Linked DNA regions of Homo sapiens: region 1 is linked to region 2. Evidence: chromatin loops called from intact Hi-C (ENCODE). Cell type or tissue: tibial artery. All regions are shown on one strand. Each heading gives the region's core, and the rest is flanking DNA. Links, peaks and the distances in the headings are about the cores only.

Region 1 (8,340 bases), core at 32-8,031, 550 kb after region 2:
TATATATATATATATATATATATATATATATATATTTTTTTTTTTTTTTTTTTTTTTTTTTTTTTTTTTTGAGACGGAGTTTTGCTTTTGTCACCCAGGCTGGAGTGCAGTGGCGTGATCTTGGCTCACTGCAACCTCTGCTTCCTGGGTTCAAGCGATTCTCCTGCCTCAGCCTCCTGAGTAGCTGGGATTACAGGTGCCCACTACCACAACCAGCTAATTTTTTGTATTTTTAGTAGAGATGGGGTTTTGCCATGTTGGGCAGGCTTGTTTCAAACTCCTGATCTCAGTTGACCCGCCCGTCTTGGCCTCCCAAAGTGCTGGGATTACAGGCGTGAGCCTCTGCACCCGGCCAGCTCTTCATATACTTTTTTAGCCATTTAGATAGCCTCATTTATAAAGTTCTGTTCAAGTCTTTCCCACCCTGCTTTTAAAAGTTGGGCCTTGTATCTTTTATTGCTATTTAGAAGTTCTTTATTTACTGTGAATACAAGTCCTTTGTCATGTGTGTGTGTTGCAAATACTGTGGCTTGCCTTTTCACTCTCTTTATGGTGTCTTTTAATGAACAGAAGTTCTTAATTTTAATGGAGTCAAATTTATTGGTCTTTACTTTATGGTTAGTGCCTTTTGTGTCTTGTTTTAAGACTTTTCCTACCCTGAGGTCAATAAGATATTCTCCTATGCAGTACTATCTTTTTAAAGCTTTGTTGACCTTAAACAATGTATAACTATGAGTAAAATACACTCTTCTTGACCCCAGCCTCACCATTACAATCTATTTTTGCTTTCCTTCACTTTTTTCTGTTCTCTGTCTTGAATTTTTACTTCTCTGCAGCTATAACTAAGAGCCAGGTGCTGACTTCTCCTGTCTCTTAGGAGAAAATGGTCATATAGACAGAAGTTCAGCCAGATTAGATTTTACAGGTCTCCAGCTGACTGTATTGCCCTTTTTCCTTTTATGAGCTAGCATTTTATTGTGTTCCTGCTATGTGTCTGCCATCATCCTTGCTGCTTTCATATTTGTTATCTCAGTGATTCCTCTTAACGGTTCTGTAAAACAGAGAAGTATTCTCATTTTTACAGAAGAGAAAACAGAGACTTAGATTGATTTAGTAGCATGTCCAATATCCCCTAGCCTAGGTAGCTAGCAGAATGGGGACTGGATCCCTGACTCTGATACTTCCCATCACAGCACACCTACTTGTTGATTAAAATGTCAGAAACCTGTTTTTTGATAACATCCAAAACCAAAAAGAATAACTTTCTTACTCTTGATGTAACATGCCTTAAGTAAAGCACACAAAGCTAACTATTGTGAAACTGGATAAAATACCTCTCTGTATATAGCCAGTGGACCTTAAGTGGTCCATGGCTGGATGACAGAAGGTCTGTTAACCCTTAAAAATGTATACCAGTGTATATGGGTACATGTGCTTATTTTTTAGAGTAGAGCTATAATATTTATGAAACTCTCAAAAGGGAACCTGAATTTTTCAGGGTATCTGGATATCTGGTCTGAAGACATCTGTAATACAGTTAACAAAGAATCCTGTAATAATCTCTCTTTCAAAAGAATCATAAAAAAGTTAAGATGTCAGATTTTTCTCAGCCAGGTGCAGTGGCTCATGCCTGTAATCCCACTACTTTGGGAGGCTACAGTGAAAGGATCCCTTGAGCCCTGGAGTTCAAGACATGCCTGGGCAACATAGGGAGACCCCCGCCTCTATTTTTATTTATTTATTTAGATTTTTTGGTATCTTCATTTTATCTTATTTATTTTGTTGAGATAGAGTTTTGCTCTTGTTGCCCAGGCTGGAGTGCAATGGCGTAATCTTGGCTCACTGCAACCTCCACCTCCTGGGTTCAAGCAATTTTCCTGCCTCAGCCTCCCAAAGAGCTGGGATTACAGGCATGCGCCACCACGCCTGCTAATTTTTTGTATTTAGTAGAGATGGGGTTTCACCATGTTGGCCGGGCTGGTCTCAAACTCCTGACCTCAGGTGATCCACCTGCCTTGGCCTGTCGAAGTGCTGGGATTATAGGCATAAGCCACCAAGCCTGGCCTTGTATCTCTATTTTAAAAAGTTTTTTAAAAATCACATTTTTTGGCCGGGCATGATGGCTCATGCCTGTAATCCCAGCACTTTGGGAGGCTCAGGCAGCTGGATCACAAGGTCAGGAGCTCGAGACCAGCCTGGCCAACATGGTAAAACCCCGTCTCTACTAAAAATAAAAACAACAACAACAAACAAACAATGGCATGGTGGCATGTGCCTGTAATCCCAGCTACTCAGAAGGCTGGGGCAGGAGAGTCGTTTGAACCCGGGAGGCGGAGGTTGCAGTGAGCCGAGATCACGCCATTGCACTCCAGCCTGGGCAACAGGGCAAGACTCTGTCTCAAAAAAAAAAAAAAAAAAAAAAAAATCACATTTTTTCCCTTAATACATTATTCTCGGTCTTTGTCATCAAAAACCAACTAAAGCTAATTTGTAATTAGGGAGAAATCTAGGATTGAATAGGAATTTTTAAATGCCAAAAAAAGACACTCTAAATTTAGTTGATTATTTCTTAAGTGAAAGTGCTTAGTTATAATACATCATTACTAATCAGTGTACCCTGGCTCCAAAGACCTGATGACTTCAAATGACTTTTCATCTTGTCTCTAAATTCCTCTGTTTTACAAGGGATCAAATTTCCTGTGAGGTTCCTAACAGTGTGATTAAATTTTAGAGACTGAAACTATTGAGCACTTAAATGCAGGGATAACTATGCAAACCTAATTCATGGGTTTCACCAGGAGATTTGGGACCTGTCTCTACTAATTTATGATGATGATGTTGAAACTAATCTTTGCTAGGGATTATGGAAACCATAATAGTTTATTGATGGTTCAGTTATTGTTTGTTGAAGCACATTTACACAATTATAGTTTAATGACATAACAAGGATATTGTCAACTAGGAGAGCATGACATGAAAAATTAAACTTGCAATTAATATAATATGTATTAGTTGAAATGATAATTTTTATGGTGATTTAGCCTCTTAGAAATCCTTGGAAAACATTATTAGCTTATGAATTGAAAACTCTCTTTGTTAATGAGTAGTGGGAAAGAACTTAGTGTTACTCTAAAAAGATGGGGAATTAAATATTCAGTTCAACCAGCGTTTTATTGAGTGCCTGCTCTGGGCTTGCTGCTGAGTTAGGCTCATAAATATAAGTTGAACAAGATTGATGTTTGCAGAGATGAAATACTGGTTGCTTTTGTTTTTTCTTTCAATCACCCTTCCCTCCAGAGTAGATGGCTACTATTGCCAGAGTGATTCAAACATTCAACAGGTTTGTGTGTGTATGTGCATGCCCTTCCCTGTGCATTATGGTGTCACCTGCTCCTGCAGTGGCTTCCTATTCATCTGTCACGTTCACACACCACAGCTTGGCTTTTTTCACAGCCAACTTTATTTCTGTTTTTTTTTTTTTTGAGATGGATTCTGGCTCTGTTGCCAGGCTGGAGTGCAGTGGCGCGATCTCGGCTCACTGCATCCACCACCTCCGGGGTTCAAGCAATTCCCCTGCCTCAGCCTTCCGAGTAGCTGGGACCACAGGCATGCACCACCACGCCTGGCTAATTTTTTGTATTTTAGTAGAGATGGAGTTTCACCATGTTGGCCAGGATGGTCTCAATCTCCTGACCTCGTGATCTGCCCGCCTTGGCCTCCCAAAGTGCTAGGATTACAGGTGTGAGCCACTGTGCCTGGCCTATTTCTGTTTTTCATTTTTAAATTATATTTGTCTTTTTTAGAGACAGAGTCTTGCTCTATTGCCTAGGCTGGAGAGCAGTGGCACAATCATAGCCCACTGTGGCCTCAACCTCCTGGGCGGCTCAAGAGATCCTCTTGCCTCGGTCTCCCGAGTAGCTGGGTCTACAGGTGTACACCACCACAGCCACCTAATTTTTTATTTTTGTAGAGGTAGGGTCTTGTTGTGTTGCCTAGGCTTGTCTCGAGCTCCTGGCCTCAAGTAATCCTCCTTCCTTGACCTCCCAAAGTGCTGGGATTAGAGGCATGAGCCATTGTGCCTGGCCCAACTTAATTTCTTTATCCCTTTTGAGCATATACCTGTTCTAGTCAGGCACATGGACTTGGTGTCCCTTTTGTTTGACAGCTCATTCTTAGCTTCTGTTATTTCACTTTGATTTCCTTCATTCATTCCCCGATACATTTATTTAGCAAATAGGCATTGAAACCCTCTTATGATCAAGTTGTGGTCTTGGGAAATCTTAGGGTATACAAAGATGAATCAAGCATGAATCCTGTTTTTAAGAATTTTATAGTCTAGTAGGGGTGACAAGGTTAATACACAAGTAAGCATAATACTAAGTGGGAAATGAATGTCAAAACAGTAAAAAAGCTAAAAGCTTCCTGTTAGACAAAGATGTTTGGGGCTTTTGAGAAGTTGTTTGCACTGGGCCATGAAGGATTTGAATTTGGGCAGAGGGACGGTGGGGCACTTATCCAGGCTCAGCATTATCTTTCAAGGTTCAGTTTCAGTCCCATCCATCCAAGAGATGTTCATCCATCCTCCACGTGGTTTCAGCAAGGTAGTATAGTCACAGTTGTTTCCAGACTTCTTCCTTCTGTAATCAGAGGAACACTTCCTTTAAAGCGAATCTTATGGGGAAGACAAATATATGTAAAACAGTTAAAGTGGAGCTGCACTGTTGGGTTCAAGGTGCTGCAATGGCCCAAAGTTTAACCCACAAGGGGTACCTGAAGGTAATACCCGAAGTAACTCCTTGTCACAGAGATCTAAAGAGCCTAGTTTGAAAACCTCTGGAGAGACAGAAAGAGTTTGGGCTTTGGCATCTGAATTAAAATCCTTCATGACTTAATGGCTCTGAGATCTTGGCTAAGTCAAGCCTGTTTTCCTTTTGTAAAAACAACAATGCTACCTTACAGAGTTGTTTTAAAGTTTACTGATAATCTATGTAAAGTACCTGGACCACAGTAGGTGTCAGGAAATGGTTGGTATTATTATTATTATTATAGTTTAGTGCTTTGTTATTTCTTTTTTTTTAAACAATTTATTGAGGTGAAACTCACATAACATAAAATGAAAAAACCATTAAAAAGTGAACAAATCAGTGGCATTTAGTACATTCAGTGTTGTGTCACCACTGCCACTATCAAGTTCCAAAACATTTTTATTGATCCCAAATAAAACCCCTTACCCATTAAGCAGTTTCTCTAGATATGTCCCTGAGACTCCACCAATCTGTGTTTTGTCTATGGATTTATCTATTCTGGATGTCTCATATGAATGAAATTATATGATGTGTGGCCTTTTGTGTCTGGCTTCTTTCACAGCATAACGTGTTTGAGGTCCATCTACATTGTAGTAGCATGTATCGAAACTTCATTGCTTTTTATAGTTGTATAGTATTCTAGTGTATGGATATACCACAGTTTATCTGTTCATCTGTTGATGGACATTTGGGCTGTTTACACCTTTTGGCTACTGTGAATAGTTTTGTTATGAACATGGGTGTACGTGTACTTATTTGAGTATCTGTTCTCAATTCTTTTGAGTCTATACCTAGAAATGGAATTACAGAACCATATGGTAATTCTGTGTTTAACTTTTTGAGGAACCGCCAAACAGTGCTTTGCTATTTCTTAATTGCTTCTTATATGTTCTGTCTCTAGCTTTGCTTTGTATTCCCCATAGTACCTACCACAGGGCTGCATGCAGGGAGCATCAGCTCGCTAAATATTTGTTGGTTTTTCTTTGATTAGTATTTATAACCTCACCTCCCAGTTCACATGTTTTGGGCCTGAAGCATTGATTTCAGAGGAAATAGATGCATCCAGGATTTGAAAGATAAGAAATATCACCATATGGATGGCGTTTCATGTTGTCAGACAACAGATATTTGTTAACCAAGGACACTATTTTGAGCAACTCTGCCAATAACCTGAGCTGGGTGCTGATAGAAGAAAAATAAGTCAAGGTCCCTTCCCCTAAACAGTTCTGTTCTGTTTCGGAAGATACTGCTTAGATTTGTGGATGCTCACTCAGTTACACAATGGGCTTTGAAAAAATCCAGGTTTTCCAACAGTGATCCCTTTGGGGAAAAAAAAGAAAGAAAAAGCCAGGACTTATGAAAGTAAAATAGTTAAAAATAACTGTTAGCAAGTAAAACTCAGGATGACAAAAGTGTAAACTCTATTATTAATCTTTGTTTTTTTCTACCACTGTTTTTTGCCTCATCCATAATCTCATGACTTGAGTGTTATGACATTGATTTTGAAACAACACACACAGCTTTAGTAAAAGCTTAGAGGAGGCCTCGCATAATACTTATGATCCAGGATATTTTGACTCTTCTTATGCTGACATGAATATTTCTGAATAGTGTTGATGTTTATGTAATACCAGTGAAGCTAAAAGCTCAGTGCTGGACTAAGCATTTCTCTAGATATGTTTAGAATATTTGTAATGAATGATGTAAATAGTGTTATATTATAAGACCGTATGATACAACCATATAATTTACTGATATTTTGTAGTTAAAAATAAAATGATTCACAACCTTAGAAAATAGAATAATTTAATTTGATGTAGCACAAATCCCCAGAATTAATTTAGGATGATTTGCTACCTTTTTGATAGCCTTTTAGTCCAACCTTCAAGTTTTTATAGAAAAAAAATGAAAAGAGAATAATGATTTTAGGGTTTTCGCTTGTGATAGAATGTCCTATCTACATGTGAAGCAAATCCCCATGCTCTGAAAAAGAGAAATAGTGTGGATAATTCCAAATCAGGAAAAAAAAAATCATTTCTATTTGGCTTTTGAATGAATTATGCATTTTTTTTTCCTGTGGATTTGTCTTTCCAGTTAGATACTGCTTAGGCTAAAATGAAATTGGTTTTCAATCTATTCTCTTGCTTATATGAATTTACAGTGGGGCCAGTGGGATGTTGGAAACAAATCAGCCTAAGATTAAAAAATTTGCGGTGGATAATATACAAAGTGGATAATATACATGTGTTTAGTTGAGAATTGGCTACAGATAAGAGACTTCTGATTTTGTTCCTCTCCTAGCTGTGTATTTTTTTTTTTTTTTTGAACACTGTGATTCTGCTTGTAGCAAAGAGCTGCTGAGTTACATCTGCTTCTGCCTAATTAACTCTGTTGGTTGGTGTCAGATGAGAGCTAATTTTGAGATTAAATCGAGGAGTGGGGTGTGTGTCGTGGCTGGGGGAGGGGAGAAGGAGGATCCAAGGTTGCTTGATTGTTTTACGTAAGATCAAAATGCAGTTATTCACAATTGTTCTTTTAAATTTATTTTTTGCTTTTCAAGTAAAAATAATCACTGCTGTCCTAAAATGTGACTTGTGTCAATACATATTTACTATTATGTAAACTGGTACGTTTTTCTTGTAGGTGAGCTTATTGGTCATATCTGGGTAGTCCATTCAGTACCTAGGTGCCTGGTGGCCTTTGGGACAAACAGCGAATGCTGCCCAGGAATGTGAATGCTGACCTTAAAACAACTTTTGACTGTCTTTTTTTCTGATAAATGTTATATCTGTTTGGCTATTTGAGTAGTAGTGGGTTTTTGTTTTTGTTTTGTTTTTCCATGATGAGATTTTTTCTTAGGAATCTATCACAAACCTGATTTTTAAAATTTGAACAGGTCTGGGCTTAGGGATGAAATTTACTTCTATAGGCACTTGGCTGGGTCCTTGGGGCTTCATTTTCTGTCTCAAGTTTCATATTTATAAGAATCCTTCAGTGGTCTAAAAGAATTATTATATCACCAAATGTAGTATAATAACTCATTGGAGCTGTTTGTCTTGAATGGTTGTGGAGATACACGGATGGTTGCTGAATTTAAGGATGTCCTTATGTCCAAATGAACATTTCCTTTTTTCTTTTGGCAGATTTGCCTGAAGACCTGGATAATCTCCATTTTTGTCATGGACTGTTAAAACGTTTGAAGTTCCAATTCTGGTACTTTCCCTTATTTTATTACATTTTTAAGGTATAAAATGACAATCTTATTGAAATGTGTTGGTAATGGATATAAACAATTGTTTTATGGATATAAATGATTGTGGGTAAAGATTTGTGGGCTGGGTGCAGTGGCTCACGCCTGTAATCCCAGCACTTTGGGAGGCCGAAGTGGGCGGATCACGAGATCAGGAGTTTGAGTCCAGCCTGGCCAACATGGCAAAACCCTGTCTCTACTAAAAATTCAAAAATTAGCTGGGCGTGGTGGTGGGCACCTGTAATCCCAGCTACTTGGGAGGCTGAGGCAGGAGAATTGCTTGAA
Region 2 (8,340 bases), core at 194-8,193:
CACACACACACACACGTTTTTTAGAGTTGGGGCTTGCCTTGTAGCCCAGGCTGGTGTCTAACTTCTGGCCTCAAGTATTTCTCCCACCTTGGCCTTCCAGATAGTTTGGATTATGGGTGTTTACCCCTATGCCCAGCTCTAAATAAGTTTTAATGCCAACCATCACTTCTATTTGTAGAGATTCCTAATGCCACCCAGTGTAATGCTTTTGGGGCTATGGCAGTGTAAATTTGGTTTTCTCACTGCTGTTTATAATTCAGCTTTCTTGGGTCTATTGAGTTGATCACTGCACCTCACTCTGCTTTCCACTGTCCAAAATTTTGTCACCATTATTTTTTTGTTTTTCTTGTCTTTCAGAGTTTTAGTGAGGTTTCAGGAGGAATCAGAAGTTCATGCATGTATTAAGTCCTTTGGTTTTACTGAAAGTTTGACACATATTTTGAATTGTAGTTATTTTGTCTTTCCTAATTTAGATGCAAAATTAAGTTGTCTAGTGAGATACTCAGTTAATCAAGTTGAGATATTAAGGGTTACAAAAAGGTTTACCACACTGGTTTATATACAGGTTAAGTATCCATAATTTGAAAATTTGAAATTCATAATGCTCCAAAATCTGAAACATTTTGTGAGCCGACAAGAGACTCAAAAGAAATTTTGAATAAGGTATACTCAACTTGGATAATATTCATTTGAAGCATGTAAAGGAAATAATGGCTGTTATGTGTTATACACAAATGTGAAGATAGTGTTGATTTGATGCTTTACTTTTGATAATGTTGATCTGATGCCCTGGTTTTGATCACTTAACAGATACCCATGTGCTTTATGGGAAGTTGAGTTCTTCTTATGCTCATGGGCTGAGCCCGAATTAATCCAAATCAGTAATGGTAATTTTATGCCCTCTCCCATTGATTTGATAGTGAGTGGCCTTGAGAGCCAGTTCATTGGGGGAAGTTCCCCACTTTTTTGGTAAAGAAACATAAGCAAGGGGAAGGCAGTCTCTCTTATGATCCTAGACATTAAATTGTTACTTGCAACTAGTGTAGCTACTTTGAAACCGTTAGGGGACAAAAAGTCATCACACTAAAGATGACACAGGAAAAACAAGGAAAGAACTTAGGTCCATGATCTTGATGAGGCATCATAAATTACCTATCCCTGGAGCTGCTGTAGCTCTGGACTTTTTGTTATATGAGATAATAATTCCTCAGATTGACTTAGAATACCAATCAAAATAACTATTATTTTAGCTAGCTAAGAAAAAAAATCTGAGTAAATACCATAAGGTTCAGATTACATAAATATGAAGATCAAAACTGCAAGTTTTCTGAGAAGTTAGTTATTATTGTTTTTTACTAATATGAGCTGCATTGGAAATTTATTTTCTTTTTAAAAAATTATTGCTGTCTTTGTCCATAACTTTTATGGACCTGACATTTTAGTTGTTTGGAAAAATTGGTAATTTTAATCTTTTGTTTTGGTATGATTCAGGTTGACCTGACATTTTAATACATCTGGCTCCTAGGACTGATTAAAGAGACATTTTATTTGTTGAAATATGCACATTTTCTTCATGAAATTGGTTTTCTTTTTTATGTGTGACTTTTCTTGCAAAAGCTTACAAGGCACATGCTTTTGATAGCAGTGTTACATTTTTAATTAATATTTTAGATGTAAAAGGTGACAGTTTAAAAGATTGTTTTATTAGTGGGTTATCCTTAAAAGCAAGTGGCATTTGGTTTTATTTTACAATAGAGTTTAATCTTACATGTTTTTTGTTAAAGTAATGTTACCAAAAAATCTCTTATTGAACTATTTGTGGTGAACTTTTTAAGGATGTTTAAGATTTCACATGCAGTTTAACTGATCACAGATGAAGTTGTAAATTAATACCTCATGAGCGTATTTGACTGCAGGGCATTGTTGTGAATCAAAACCGCTTTGTTCCTGTAAACTGTGAAAGGGGTTTAAGCATATGGATTAAAATTGCATGGTGATACCGAAGTACTTATGAAAAGACACTGTAGTTGGATCATTTAAAATGTACTAAAATATTACGAATAGCCATAAAATATAATAATTCCCTGAAGCTTTTAAGAGTGGTAAGATTTAGTTTTATTTCTTTGTTGGATTTAACTACTTTAATAAGAAATTGTTTTGTTGCTTTTGGAACTATGCATAGTAATGAGAATAACCATGATGATGAGAACACTGGAAGCTTCCCAGAAAACATGTATTTCTTCAGAAATGTTCTTGGTTGTGACAAATATATATATGAAGCTTTTCCTTGTTCCCATCTGAGTCATTCCCTTACCAGAACCTTTAGAATGAAAGGTTTAATGATATCTTCTAGTATAAGATTATGAAATGAGCATTGTTTAGTGTAAAATCATATTTTTCTTTTGCTGTTAATTTTGTCTTATAGTATATGAAAATCACCTGGTGTAGAATGTATTTTTCCTGCCATAAGAAACTGTCAAGAATCTATTGAAAAAATACCATGAGAGTAGTTGTTCTGGATGACAATGGTAGGTTCTGATTTACTGACGTAGAAGCAAGCTTCAGTTAGCCACTTTAGTCATAGGTAAACACTAGATTAGCCTAAGGAAAAATTGTTGGGAAGCTTTTGGAGTTCTCATCTGTGTCACTGTTTTAGATCTCTTCAAGTTCTTTGAAAATTTTGGTACCTCCCTGTTTAACAAATATTCTGTTTTCTGCTATCTAATTAGTTCTCATGTAGATGACGTTTCTAATACTAATTACCACACTTTCTTGGACTCCTCTTTTATAACGACCTTTATCTCCATTCCATTTGATCAACTGTTTTTTAGGACTATGTTCTGAACCTACTTCCTACCCAGGACTGCTTTAAAAAAAGTAATCTATGTTAGCTTCCTGTTTGGCTTCTTCCTAGTTTGACTTTACTCTCTATATACAGCCTGAGTGGCATGCTCGGTTATTTCAGCTACATCTTACCATTACTCAGTTCTCTCTCCCTTTTGACCTTGCTGGTTTCTAAATCTGGGTCAATTTGTGTGCCTTGCTTCTTGACTTGATATTACAATTAACTTATTTTGTCATACTAGATGTTTTCAGCCATCTTTGATCCCCAGGTTGCTCACCAACTCTTATTATCCTTTGAAATGACTCTCAAATCTTACCCCTCTTTTTGACTTTTATGTTTGTTGCCCTCATCTTCATCTTTTTTTTTTTTTTAATGAGACGGAGTTTCGCTCTTGTTTTCTTTCTTTCTTTTTTTTTTTTTTTTGAGACAGAGTCTCGCTCTTGCCCAGGCTGGAGTGCAGTGGCGCCATCTCTGCTCACTGCAAGATCCGCCTCCTGAGTTCACGCCATTCTCCTGCCTCAGCCTCCTGAGTAGCTGGGACTACAGGTGCCCGCCACCACGCCTGGCTAATTTTTTGTATTTTTAGTAGAGATGGGGTTTCACCGTGTTAGCCTGGATAGTCTTGATCTCCTGACCTTGTGATCCGCCTGCCTAGGCCTCCCAAAGTGCTGGGATTACAGGCATGAGCCACTGCGCCCAGCTCGCTCTTGTTTTCTTGTTGCCCAGGCTGGAGTGCAATGGTTTGATCTTGGCTCACTGCAACCTCCGCCTCCTGCGTTCAAGAGATTCTCCTGCTTCAGCCTTCTGAGTAGTTGGCATTACAGGCGTGTGCCACCATGCCCGGCTAATTTTTTGTATTTTTAGTAGAGACAGGGTTTCTCCATGTTGGCCAGGCTGGTCTCGAACTCCCGAACTCAGGTGATCCGCCAGTCTTGGCCTCCCAAAGTGCTAGGATTACAGGCATGAGCCACCACGCCTGGCAAATTCTATTTTTTTTTTTTTTTTTTGAGACGGAATTTTGCTCTTGCTGCCTAGGCTGTGCAATGGCACGATCTCGGCTCACCGTGGCCTCTCCCTCCCAGGTTCAAGTGAGTCTCCTGCCTCAGCCTCCCAAGTAGCTGGGATTACAGACGTGTGTCACCATGCCCGGCTAATTTTGTATTTTTAGTAGAGACGGGGTTTCTCCACGTTGGTCAGGCTGGCCTGGAACTCCCAACCTCAGATGATCTGTCTGCTTCGGCCTCGCCAAGTGCTGGGATTACAGGCGTGAGCCACTGCTCCCAGCCCTTCATCTCTTACATTAGGTGCCATAGCACTCACCTCTGTGGCTCTGTTTCTTCTATCCCAACAGCACATGAGGGATTGGGTCCCCTTCCATCTCTCCAACTCCCTACTCCTACTACCACATAAATTAACAGAAACTCCCTTTAGTAGTAATTCTCAAATGAGGTGCCAAATCTTGGTCTGTATGGAATGTGTATTTGGTTTTAAAAAAATTCTAAAAGTGATTCTCTTCTGAGGTCCTAAAGGGTCTTTTGCAGGACTTCCTCAAATTCGTCTTTTACAATGCTATAGGAGTCATCTTTGTCAAACATAGATTTACTCATTTTACAACTGTGTAACAACTTATTTTTTGCCAAGTATTGGGATAGCTACTGGAGTTAGTAAAGTGAATATTAGGGTGCTTACTTTTGAGAAAAATGCTAATAATATAGTATAGCCATCATTTACTGGAACTTTTTTAAGTGCTAGGCACTTCATGTATTTATCCTTATAATAGTCCTTCAGTGTAGATATTATTAGCCACTGTACAGATGAGCAGCCATTCTCAGAATTCTGAGGACTCACATAGTAATTCATTAGGCAAGTGATAAGCTTTATGATAAATACTTGAAAGGGACCTCTAAGAGCATAGAGGAGGGATATCTAGTTTAGAGTTGGAAGATTAACAGAATAGGCTTCACAGAGAAGATGATGTATTAAGCTGAGTATTTAAAGACAAGTAGGAACTTAGACAAAATGATAGATTGGAAAATGAGTGTGTGGCATGGTTATATTTGTGAATAGTCTTTGTACAGAGATATAAGAGAAGCATTTTATGAGAACACCTGGTGCTCACTTAGGCAACACATATACTAAAGTTGGAGAACAGCTCAATATGACTGAAGCATAGTATGTGAGATGGGGAATTTAGAGTGGTTTAGATATAAAGACATTAAACTAGGTTGTATTTTATATATTTATACATCTATATCTATATATCTATATCTATATGCATCTGTGGTCCCAGCTACTAAGGAGGCTGAGGTGGGAGGATCGCCTGAGCCTGGGAGATCAAGGCTCCACTGAGCCGAGATTGCACCATTGCACTCCAGCCTGGGTGACAGAGTGAGACCCTGTCTCAAACAAAACAAAACAAAACAAAAACCCAGTTAGACTGCTGGAATAGTCCAAATAAGAAATCAGGAGGCCTTGAAACGTGTCAGTGGGATTAAAGAGGAGAGAGGTGGAATTGAAGGTTATCTGGTAGGTGCAATCAACAGACTTAGTGGTTTAAAAAGTGAGTGAGAGGTTATAGTCAGGTTGGGACTATGTATTAATCCTTTATTTTTTTAATTTACTGTACTGTACTATGTATTATTGTTAATATCCTTTATTTCAGATTGACATATACCCTTAAATATTCTTAAGATCATATCCTTAAGGTCTTAATAGTCTCTGAATAAATATTGGTATAAGCTGCTTCCTAAATGATTTCCCATTTATTTACTGGTGTTTTTATATATCTATTTAGAGACTGAATCTCACTATGTTGCCCAGGCTAGAGTGCAGGAGCATGATCATAGCTTACTGTAACCTCACACTCTTGGGTTCAAGTGATTCTCCTGCCTCAGCTTCCCAAGCAGCTAGGACTACAAGTGTGTGCCACCACACCTGGCTCATTTTTTAATTTTTGCAGAAACAGACTCTTGCTATGTTGCTCAGACTGGTCTCAAACTCCTGGCCTAAAGCGATCCTTCAGTCCCTGCCTCCCAAAGCAGTGGGACTGCAGGTGCGAGTCACCATGGCTGGCTTGAGGAGTGTTTTTTAAAACATCCTGGCCAACTGTGAGCATTGAGACATCAATTTATCAAGGCTTTACTGAGTGCTCAAGGGCCCAGGCACATTCTAAGTCCTGGAAGAGGGAGCACAGTGGAAGTTCTAGGACTTAGCTATCTAGTTAAATATCTTCAGTTTAAACAGATTTACTCATTTTACAACTGTGTAACAATTTATTTTTTGGCAGTTTCTGAACTTCCAGTTTTCACGTTCTCTAGTATTGACAACAAGCTGATAATCTTGCTAGACACAACAGACTCTTGAGGAAGGAATTATTCATTGTGGTTTATAGACAATGATATTTGAAGTTAACTTGCCCCAGGGCAGGAGTATGGTTCTTATATAATGTAGGAAAAGGCCAGTCAACACCAGACCTCAGAGCTACCATTTAATGCATTGTGGCAAATGATTCGCATGTATTATCACACTTAATGCTCACAAGAATACTACCATGAAATAGTTAATATTTAAAACAAATTTTTTTATTTTTTAAGGAGACTGGGTCTCACTATGTTGCCCAGGCTTGTCTCGAACCCCTGGGCTCAAGTGATCCTCCCACCTCAGCCTCTTAAAGTTCTGGGATTACAAGCATGAGCCACCGCGAGTGGTCTTTATCATTATTATCGCTGTTTTACAGATGAGAAAACTGAGGCACAGAGACCTGCTTATGGTGACACAAGTAGGAATTGAAAAGATGAGATTTGAATCTAGCTGGTCTAATTTATCCTGAAGTTCAAGATAGCAATACAAGAATTATGAACATATAAATGGAGTGAGTGGATATGATCGCTCAAGATAAATCTCTTGGCCGGGCGCAGTGGCTCACACCTGTAATCCCAGCACTTTGGGAGACTGAGGCGGGCAGATCACGTGGTCAGGAGATCAAGACCATCCTGGCTAACATGGTGAAACCCCCTGTCTACTAAAAATACAAAAAATTAGTGGGGCGTGGTGGTGCACGCCTGTAATCCCAGCTACTCAGGAGGCTGAGGCACGAGAATCACTTGAACCCAGGAGGCGGAGGTTGCAGTGAGCCAAGATTGCGCCACTGCACTCCAGCCTGGGTGATAGAGTGAGACTCCGTCTCAAAAAAAAAAAAAAATCTCTTGGATGAGAAAACTAGACTTAGGATTTAAGGAAATCTACGTTAATGGACTGGCCAGAAAAACAAGTCATAAAGGAAAATTAGGAAGTAATCATGAGAGAGGGGGATGTTATGTCCTATTACCTGAAGCAGAAATATAAATGGAAAACATATCAGTGTTATTAACTGAAGGGAAAAGAAAATATAAAAATATATCTGTTATAAAATATATTCTGTATAAAACTCGAATACCAGATTGTTGTTTGCATTGACGTTGCCTGTAATCCCAGCATTTTGGGAGGGTGAGGTGGGAGAGCTCAGGAGTTCAAGACCAGCCTGGGCAACATGATGAAACTCCATCTCTACAAAAAATTAGCTGGGCATGGTGGTACATGCTTGTAATCCCAGCTACTCAGGAAGCTATAGTGGGAGGATCACTTGAGCCCGGGAGGTTGAGGCTGCAGTGAGCCATAATGGTGCCACTACACTCCTGCCTGGGGCGATGTACTGAGACCCTGTCTCAAAAAAAAAAAAAAAAAAAGAGAAAAAAAAATTTTTAAGTACTTTTTTACTTAGAACCTTTCAAATGCCATGTTATGTGTCTTTATATACAGAAACCCTGGGCAAAGACAGTATGGCTCTTTTTTTAAGAATTAGGAGACATGAGTGTAAAGCATATTTGTAAATAACGGGCAATAAAATTAATGCGGAAGGTTTGGCTTACATTATTTGGGGAGGGAACATATAAAATTCAATATTCAAATTGTTACATCAACTTGAAGTACAGTGAATCATGACTCAGAAAATGTATGAAGATGAGACAAGGTAGTTGCCTATTGGAATCTTAAATGATACTTTTAGTAGAGATCATGTAAATCTGTGTTGATGTTAAAGAAAAGTGAACATAGGCTGAGCGCAGTGGCTCATGCCTGTAATCCCAGCACTTCGGGAGGCTGAGGCAGGCGGATCAGCTGAGATCAGGAGTTCGAGACCAGCCTGGCCAACATAGCGAAACCCCATCTCTACCAAAAATACAAAAATTAGCCAGGCGTGGTGGCGGGCACCTATAATCCCAGCTACTCTGGAGGCTGAGGCAGGAGAATAGCTTGAACCCGGGAGGTGGAGATTGTAGTGAGCCGAGATCACACCACTGCACTCCAGCCTGGGTGACAAGAGCGAGACTCCATCTCAAAAAGAAAAGTGAACATAAACTTTTAAAACTTCATTACAGAGTAAAAAGTCTTATTACGTTTTTCTGGCCAAAATTTATAAACTTTTAAAATATTTCAGTGAAGTTGAGCTATATTAGAGG

The links. A loop is a pair of places that touch in the nucleus more often than their neighbours do. Peaks named below come from ENCODE experiments on the same cell type or tissue, not always from the same donor. Only the 100,000 strongest peaks of a DNase experiment are listed, where the experiment ranks them.
Region 1: it touches region 2 in a loop (2.9-fold over the local background); 7 of 110 quality-filtered maps call a loop at or near these places.

Annotation. Positions count from the first base shown.
Region 1 is chr10:74,830,735-74,839,074 of GRCh38, forward strand. It overlaps KAT6B (lysine acetyltransferase 6B), which reads left to right. Exons shown (of 18, transcript NM_012330.4): 2 at 7,949-8,018. Among named protein-coding and RNA genes, the nearest start is that of KAT6B, 8.3 kb to the left of the region's middle. In tibial artery, for the core only: no CTCF peak of the experiment used is centred there; no DNase peak of the experiment used is centred there.
Region 2 is chr10:74,280,433-74,288,772 of GRCh38, forward strand. The region is part of intron 3 of ADK (adenosine kinase); the gene reads left to right. Among named protein-coding and RNA genes, the nearest start is that of ADK, 130 kb to the left of the region's middle. In tibial artery, for the core only: no CTCF peak of the experiment used is centred there; no DNase peak of the experiment used is centred there.